Linked DNA regions of Homo sapiens: region 1 is linked to region 2. Evidence: read pairs that join two places in POLR2A ChIA-PET (ENCODE). Cell type or tissue: PC-9. All regions are shown on one strand. Links, peaks and the distances in the headings refer to the core of each region. The heading gives the core; the rest is flanking DNA. Region 1 has its middle 63 kb from the start of SRRM3. Region 2 has its middle 6.2 kb from the start of YWHAG.

Region 1 (4,391 bases), core at 324-4,323, 230 kb after region 2:
CAATGAGAAAGAAACCACCACCTGGACAGCAAGGAGCATGGCATTCCTCACATTGGAACAGCATGTGCAAAGGCTCTCCCAACAAAGGGGGAAGTGGAAAGGATAGCAGTTTAAAACAACGTTCATTTATTTTTTATTTTTTTAAAAGACAAGGTCTCTGTTGCCCATGCTGGAGTTCAGTGGTGCAGTCATAGCTCGCTGCAACCTCAAATTCCTAGCCTCAATCAGTCGTCCTACTTCAGCCTTCCTAAGTACTGGGAATACAGGCGTGAGCCATCGCCCCTAGTCCATAGCACTCGTTTATTATCTCAAAGTTCTGTAGATTTGAGGTCCAAGCAGGCTCCACTGGGTATTCTGCTGAGGACCTCAGGAGGTCAGAATTAAGCACCGGCCAGCCTGGGTTTTTATTTGGAGGTGATAGGGAGAGTCTCCTTCCACACACACTCATGTCGGCAGAATTCATTTTCATGTAGTGAAGGTCTGAGGTCCTCATTTCTTTGCTATCTGTCAGCCAGAAGTCATTCTCAGCTTCTAGAAGCCACTCAAATTTCTTGGCTTTTAGTCTCCAGCTTCAAAACCATCAGTAGTGCTTTGACTCTCTCTAACTTCACATTCTGTCTCTTCTGTTTTTTAAAAAGAGAGCTTTATTGAGGTATAATTCACATACCATACAATTCTCTGTTTAAAGTACACAATTAAGTGACAACCATTACCACAGTCAACTTTAGAACATTTTCATTATCTCAAAAAGAAACCCATGCCCTTTCTCTATCCCCTTTATTCCCATCCTCTCCCCTCTTAGTGCTCAGTGACCACCAGTCTATTTTCTGTCTCTAGATTTCCCTGGTATGGATGTTCAGATGAATGGAATCATATAACGGGTGGTCTTTTATAACTGGCATCTCTCACTTAGCATGTTTTCAGGGTTCACCATGTTGTAGCATATATCAGTACTTCATTCCTTTTTATGACCAAGTAATATTCCATTTTATGGATATATGACATTTTGTTTATTAATTCATCATCTGATGTACATTTGGGTTGTTTCTGCTCTTGGACTATTACGGATAATGCTGATATAAACATTCATGTACATGTTTCTCTGTGGACACGTTTTTATTTCTCTTAGTCTGGGAGTGAAATTGCTGGTTTCTATGGTAATATTGTTTAATCATTTGAGAAACTGCCAGACTTCTCCACAATGGCTGTACCATTTTACATTTCTACAAGCAATGTATGAGGGTTCCAGTTTCCCCACATCCTTCCCAACACTTGTTATTTCTGACTTTTTGGTTCTAGTCATCCTACTGGATGTGAAGTGGCATCTCATTGTGGTTTCATTTTGCATTTCCTTGATGACTGATGATGTGGAACATCTTTTCACATACTCATGACTGTTTTCCTATCTTTCTGGAGAAATGTCCATTCAGATCTTTTACCTGCTGAAACAATTGTTACTTACTTTTTTATTATTGAGTTATAAGAATTCTTTATATATTCTGGTTACGAGTTCCTTATTACATAAATGACTTGCAAATATTTTCTTTCATTCTGTGGGTTCTATTTTCACTTGATAAGGTCCTCTGAAGCACAAAGATTAAAATTTTGTGAGAGTACAATTTATCTGTCTTTTGTTGCTCCTGCTTTGTCAACTCCAGTCAACAAAACCCTTTGTCAAATTCAGTATGAAGATTTTACCTCTATATTTTCTTCTGGGAGCTTTAGTTTTAGCTTTTACATTTAGGTCTTTGATTGATTCTGAGTTAATTTTTATACGTGGTATGAAGTAAGCATCTAAAATGTAATATTCTTTTGCACGTGGCTATCCAATTTTCCCAGCACTGTTTGTTGAAAAGACTCTTTTTTCTCCATTGAATGGTCTTGGTACTTTTGTGGAAAATCAGTTGACCGAAGATGTGTGGGTTTATTTCTGGAACTCAGTTCTATTCTGTTGATTTCTATGACTGTCCTTGTGCCAGTACCACACTGTAGTAATTGCTATGGCCTTGTAGTAACTTGAAATCAGGAAATGTAAGTTTTCTTACATTCTTTTGAAGACTGTTTTGGCCATTTTGGGTCCTTGTTCTCTTCTGCGTTTTAGGGTTCATGTGCTTTTCTTGGGCCCATCTAGATAATCTAGGATAATCTCCTTATTTCCATTATTAGTCAACTTAATTATATCTGCCAAGTCTTTTTTGCAGTGTAAGGTGACATAATCACAGTTGTAGCACCAGAGAGTGAAGGTCATGGGTGCACAGGTCCTATGAGGCTTAGTTTGGTGAAAAGATAGAGAATGATAGGAGCAGAGAGGCTGGAGAGGGAGATAGGAAAGGGAGTTTCAGAAATATTACATAGTTGCCTAAAGTCACATTTCTAGTATGTGGCAGAGCTGGGGTTTGAGTGCAGATTTGACTGATCTCTGTGATTTCATGGTCTACACCAAATCAGTCTTAGACTCAGAGCTATTGCTATTGTTTCTGTCTAATACATACTGAGCTTTTAATGTGTGCCAAGTAATCCACAGAGTACTCCTTTATTTTTTTTCTAGCTCTTAAAGAGCATCTGTACAAGTCTTTTGGCATAGATAATAGGCTGTACTGGAACTAGCTTGATAAAAAAAGAAAAAAGCAGTTACGGGACCAGGGGGTATGACTCAGAATCTGAGGGTGGGCGTGCAGCTAAACCTTAGCCAGCGATTGGAACTGGGAGATTGAAATCACTCGGGACGTACAGGACCTTCTACTTTTCTCTGCTTCTTGGCGTATGTCTATTTCACTCTGTAGACTGTCCTGATACTCGGACCAATTGATGGAAGATGGTCATGTCACACAGCTCCATCATTTAAGAGAACAGCCCCGACTTAGTCCCATTTCCAAAACTCAAGCAAAAGACTCTAACACAGTTTGGGGCAATCAGCTGTGACCCTGAATTGGGGGACCATTCACCTTATACAAACATAGCTTCTGCTAGCTTATCTTTGTGGATTCAGAGGACGGTTTCCTGATACACAGGAGGTATTTGCACATGTGCTAGGCAGACTCCCCAAACTATGTTCATTTTAGTAACATCAACTAGTACTGTCATACTTACAGTACAAAATTTTAAAAAACTTAATTGATCTGTGGAAAAAATAGGTATTTCCTTTTGCCCATTTCTCTTGGAAGGGAAGAAAAGGGTCATCAGGATGATCATGGCGAGAAGATTAGCTCAGACTTTCAAAATAATTTGAAACCCAGGACTTGGTATACTAAGTGTAGGCTTACTTGAGCCTAGGAGTTCAAGACCAGCCTGGATAACATGGCAAAACACCGCCTCTACAAAAAAATACAACAATTAGCCAGGCATGGTGGCTGAGTGGTGGGAGTATTGCTTGAGCTCAGGAAGTGAAGGCTGCAGTGAGCTGTGATCATGCCACTGCACTCCAGCTTGAATGACACACCCTGTGTTCCAAAAAAAAAAAAGAAGCTTAGTGATGTCTCTGCCACTTAATATCTTTTTGATGGAATAAGTTATGATTTCTTAATATTAGTATCTTCATCTCTTACAATAGGACATAGTAGATGGTCTTTAAAGTTTCTGCAGCTTAACATTTTAGGACTATTTTTCTTTCTTTTTTTTTTCTATTTCTTATTTTCTTTCTTTCTACCTAAGCCTCATCTACTATTTATAAATGGCTGGTGTCTTAGATCTAAATCCTGACCTTGGGAAGCTTTAACCTTGTAGAGGAAGTAAACAGTAAACTTGAGAGTTCTTTCTAATTAGATTTCCCTCTCCCTGCCAAGTCTCATTAAATAACTCTTACAGATCTGTCCTCTAAGGTAGATTACCACCACCCGTCGTCTTTCCCTTCCCAGTGTGTTACCTCTTACTTATTTATTTATTTTTGAGACAGGGTTTCACTCTGTTGCCCAGGCTGGAGTGCAGTGGTGCGACCTTGGCTTACTGCAGCCTCTGCCTCTGCCTCTGCCTCCCAGGTCCAAGCGATTCTCGTGCCTCAGCCTCCTGAGTACCTGGGATTACAGGCAAGCGCCACCACACCTGGCTACCCACTGTGTTACCTCAAGTCCTCTAATTGTAGTTGTCTCTTGGTCAGTATCCGTTGTCTCCTGTTCTGTACTTCTCCCTAATCCAACCTAGAAATTGCCTCTCAAGTTTTTTGTTTGTTTGTTTTTGTTTTTTTTTGAGACTGCGTCTCCCTCTGTTGCCCAGGCTGGAGTGCAGTGGCGTGATCTTGGCTCACTGCAACCTCCATCTCCCAGGTTCATGCGATTCTCGTGTCTCAGCCTCCCGAGTAGCTGGGATTACAGACGTCTGCCACCATGCCCAGCTGATTTTTGTATGTTTAGTAGAGATGGGGTTTTGCCATGTTGGCCAGGCTGGTCTCAAACTCC
Region 2 (4,391 bases), core at 72-4,071:
TTTCAGGAATATGACCCCAGGGAAGACAGACTCATATACATCTGAGTGCTATATGGTGGTCTGGGCTCTTCTCTAGAGAACATGGCAGGAGAGCCCATGGGGACTGAGGAGAGAGTGGTTAGTTCAACTCAGTGTCTGAGTCTGAAGGATGAGGAGGTCTGGGTCTAATGGGGGTGGGCATAGAAGGAGCTTTCAGCACAAGGAACAGCTTTTGAAAAAGCCCAGACTGGGTCAGGCGCAGTGGTTCACACCTGTAATCCCAGAACTTTAGGAGGCCGAGGCGGGCAGATCACCTGAGGTCGGGAGTTCGAGACCAGCCTGACCAACATGGAGAAACCCCATCTCTAATAAAAATACAAAATTACCTGGGCGTGGTGGCACATGCCTGCAATCTCTTCTACTCAGGAGACTGAGGCAAGAGAATCGCTTGAACCTGGGAGGTGGAGGTTACGGTGAGCTGAGATTGTGCCATTGCACTCCAGCCTGGGCAACAAGAGCAAAACTCTGTCTCAAAAAAAAAGAAAGAAAAGAAAAAAAAAAAAGAAAAGAAAAAGCCCAGACTGCCCAGGTGTGGTGACTCATATGTATAATCCCAGCACTTTGGGAGGTAGAGGCAGGAGGATTGCTTGAGCCCAGGAATTTGGGACCAGCTTGGACAACTAAACATAGACCCTATCTCCACAAAAAAAAAAAAAAAAAATAGAAAATTTTTTTCTACTGGGCGTGGTGGTGTGAGCCTGTATTCCCAGCTGCTCTGAAGGCTAAGGCGGGAGGATCATCTGAACCTAGGAGGTCGAGGCTGCTAGTCCAGCCTGGGCGATAGAGCATGACCCTGTCTCAGAAGAAAAAAAAAAGATATTTTGGATTTTTCACTGGGGAGAATGGAAAGACACTGAGACAGGGCCATTAGCTGAAAAGCTGTTGCTATAAACTGGAAGATCTTAAGACGCATCCACCTGGTTCCTCTATTTTATAGATGCACAATCTGAGAACCAGAGAGGCAAAGTGATTTGCCCAAGGTCACTCAGGAAGATTAATGGCAAAGCCAGTGCTTCAACCTGTGGGTCCTGCCTCCTGGGCTCATGCCTCCTCCACTGGCCTGAGATCCTCAGAAGGAGAGGCAGGTTGCAGAGATTTCCTGTCATTCTTTGCCTCTGCTGCAGGACAGCCTGCTAAGGCAGTGACAGGGAAGTGTTCCCAGAGGACAGGGCGGGGAGCATTGCTGCTTGGCTTCAGAAGATGCTGCTGCTGCCTCTGCACTAATCAGGGAGCTTTCCAGCCACAGGAGGAAGCCAGAAGCCAGGGGATGGGGCTGCGGTGATTTATGACTGCACAGAAACAGCAGGACAATCATGTCCCTGGCTGTCCTGCATGTCTGCCAACCGAGCCGGACAGCATGCATTTAAAAGGTCATGTCCTCCAGTGCTGGAGAAGGGGCTGGAGGGTGCCCTTCGGTCAGGTTGGTCACTCCTTTCCTGAGCAGATGCCAAGGAGGGTAGATCCTGGACAGGAAACAATGCCTTTGCTGCTAAGAGTCTAGGAGGTCTGCCCGGGTTTGAATCCAGGCTCTGTTAGCTGAGACACGGAGAGGCTGTGTGATTTTTGGCTGATCACACAGCCTCTCTGTGTCTCTGCTTCCTTGTCTTAAAAAACAGGGGTGAAGCTGGGCGCGGTGGATCACACCTGTAATCCCAGCACTTTGGGAGGCCGAGGCAGGTGGATCACCTGAGGTCAGGAGTTCGAGATCAGCCCGGCCAACATGGTGAAACCCTGTCTCTACTAAAAATACAAAAATTAGCCGGGCGTGGTGGCACATGTCTGTAATCCCAGCTACTCAGGAGGCTGAGGCAGGAGATCACTTGAACTTGGGAGGCGGAGGTTGTAGTGAGCTGAGATCGCGCCACTGCACTCCAGCCTGGGCAACTGAGCAAGATTCTGTCTCAAAAAAAAAACCAAAAAACAAAAAAAAAACTGGCCGTGCACTGTGGCTCACGCCTGTAATCCCAGCTCTAACTCTTTGGGAGGCCGAGGCAGGCGGATCACCTGAGATCAGGAGTTCGAGACCAGCCTGACCAACATGGAGAAACCCCATCTCTACTAAAAATACAAAAATTAGCCGGGCATGGTGGCGCATGCCCATAATCCCAGCTACTCAGGAGGCTGAGGCAGGAGAATCGCTTGAACCTGGGAGGCAGAGATTGTGGTAAGCTGAGATCGTGCTGTTGCACTCTAGCCTGGGCAACAAGAGCGAAACTCCATCTCAAAAAAAAAAAGAAAAAAAAAGGAAGAGAAGAAAAAGAAAAAAAAAAAAGAAAAGAAGAAAAAAAAAAAAAGAATGCCAGTAGCTTCCATTTCAGAAGAACATGCTGAATCTAGAACTATGACTCATCACAGCTGGGTGGGGCACTTAGTGCTCCTTCAGTTTAATCTCACATTTTCAAGGTGGGGATATTAGACCCAGAGAAGGGACAGGTCTTGCCCGCAGAGCTAGGGGCCAGGCAGAAGCCAGAATGCTAGCTCTTAACGTCCTTGCTCCAGGTTTCTTTCTGCACCACCAGGCAGTGGAGGAGGAAGCCAGGATCTGAAGCCATTTGCTCTTTGTGATGTCGTCATGCCTCTTAAGCCGCCCTCTAAACAGCCAGGACCTGTGGGCAGCTGCAGCTGGAAGCATAGAGCTCTGCAAAATCAGAAGGGAAAGGAAGACAGGGCCAACTCTCCCCTGCACCACTGGAGGGGAGGCTCCGTGTGGAGGCTGCGGATGTCATTTCTGTTTGGCTGTGAAACATCCTTTTCTTTGCATCTGCTTTATTTTACTTTTTCCCAAACAGATTTGGCCTGAGCTGTTTTTTTTTTTTTTTTTTCCCCTTTGTGCATTAGACTGTTGGGGGAAGGAACTGAGGTGGAGAGGTCAGAGAGGTAGCCTGAAATGGGCCAGGAAGTTCCTGAGATTTCACATCTGGTCTTGAATCATGGACCTGTTTGAGCCACATGTGGGCAACCCAGGTTGGCGGTCAGGGCTCATTCCCACGGACTAGTGATGCAGGGGCCAGAAGAGCTCAGGCCTGCCCTGCAGGGAGGAAGAGAAAGGAAGAGGAATGACTTGGCGAACACTCATGCAAGAGACAGAAGGAAGTGGGAGGGTTTATTCACCAGCAGGATCGCATTTTGCTGGGTGGTGTGGTAAGAGAAGAGGGTCCGGGCCAGATCTTTTGTTGGAGGAGGGGGAGAAAACTATTTCTAGACTCTCTCCCCACTCAGTCCATCTCCTCCACCTCCTGCCGGTACAGTCTCCCCAAAGCACACTTTCTTCCCTCATTCATTTCTTTCTTTCTTTCTTTCTTTTAGAGACAGGGTCTTGCTCTGTTGCCCAGGCTGGAGTGCAGTGGCGTGATCACTGCTCACTGCAGCCTCCAACTCCTGGGCTCAAGCAATCTTCCTGCCTCAGCCCCCAAATAGCTGTGATGACCATGCCCAGCTAATTTTTAAATTTTTTTTTTTTGTAGAAATGAGGTCTTGCTATGTTGCCCAGGCTAGTCTCGAACTCTTGGCCTCAAGTAATCCTCCTGCCTTGGCCTCCTGAGTAGCTAGGACTACAGCTACATTCATTTCTTGTTTTTCTTTCTTTTTTTTTTCTTTTTTGAGACACAGTCTCACTCTGTCGCCCAGGCTGGAGTGCAATGGCACAATCTTGGCTCACTGCAACCTCCACCTCCTGGGTTCAAGCGATTCTCCTGCCTCAGCCTCCCGAGTAGCTGAAACTACAGGCACACGCCACCACGCTTGGCTAATTTTTGTATTTTTAGTAGAGACAGCATTTCACCATGTTGGCCAGGCTGGTCTCAAACTCCTGACCTCAGGTGATGAGCCCACCTCGGCCTCCCAAACTGCTGGTATTACCGGCGTAAGCCAGTGCACCTGGCCATATTCATTTATTTATTTCCTATTCTCTCTCTATGTACTTATCATGTGCCAGGTACTCTGCTGAGCACTGAGAAGCCAAGGTGAGGATGAAAAAGACAAAACCCAAATCTGATCATTTTCTGCCATTGTTAAAATCTCTTCACAGGCTTCCGATTAATTTCAGAATAGAAATTTAACTCCTGGGGCTGCCATTCAGTGCCCCTCATGTTCTGGCCCCTGACTCTATCCCCAGCCCCTTACCCATCACCCAGACACCAGATACATCAGATTCTTTGCCTATCAATAAATATTTCAGGGGAGATGGGTGTGGTGGTGCATGCCTGTAGTCCCCACTACTCAGGAGGCTGAGGTGGGAGGATCACTTGAGCCCAGGAATTAGAGGCTGCAGTGAGCTATGATCGTGCCACTGTACCCCAGCCTGGGCAACATAGTGAGACCCCCACCTCTAAAAAATAAGTACATAAATAAAT

Evidence for each region. Peaks named below come from ENCODE experiments on the same cell type or tissue, not always from the same donor. Only the 100,000 strongest peaks of a DNase experiment are listed, where the experiment ranks them.
Region 1: POLR2A ChIA-PET joins it to region 2 with 20 read pairs; 2 of 35 experiments call an interaction of 5 or more read pairs at or near these places.

The regions. Positions count from the first base shown.
Region 1 is chr7:76,137,031-76,141,421 of GRCh38, reverse strand. No RefSeq gene overlaps it. Among named protein-coding and RNA genes, the nearest start is that of SRRM3, 63 kb to the left of the region's middle. In PC-9, for the core only: no CTCF peak of the experiment used is centred there; no DNase peak of the experiment used is centred there.
Region 2 is chr7:76,362,983-76,367,373 of GRCh38, reverse strand. No RefSeq gene overlaps it. Among named protein-coding and RNA genes, the nearest start is that of YWHAG, 6.2 kb to the right of the region's middle. RefSeq lists enhancers at 2,430-2,679, 2,205-2,892. In PC-9, for the core only: no CTCF peak of the experiment used is centred there; DNase peaks (open chromatin) are centred at 2,403 and 3,033; H3K4me3 peaks cover 623 bases; H3K27ac peaks cover 1,576 bases.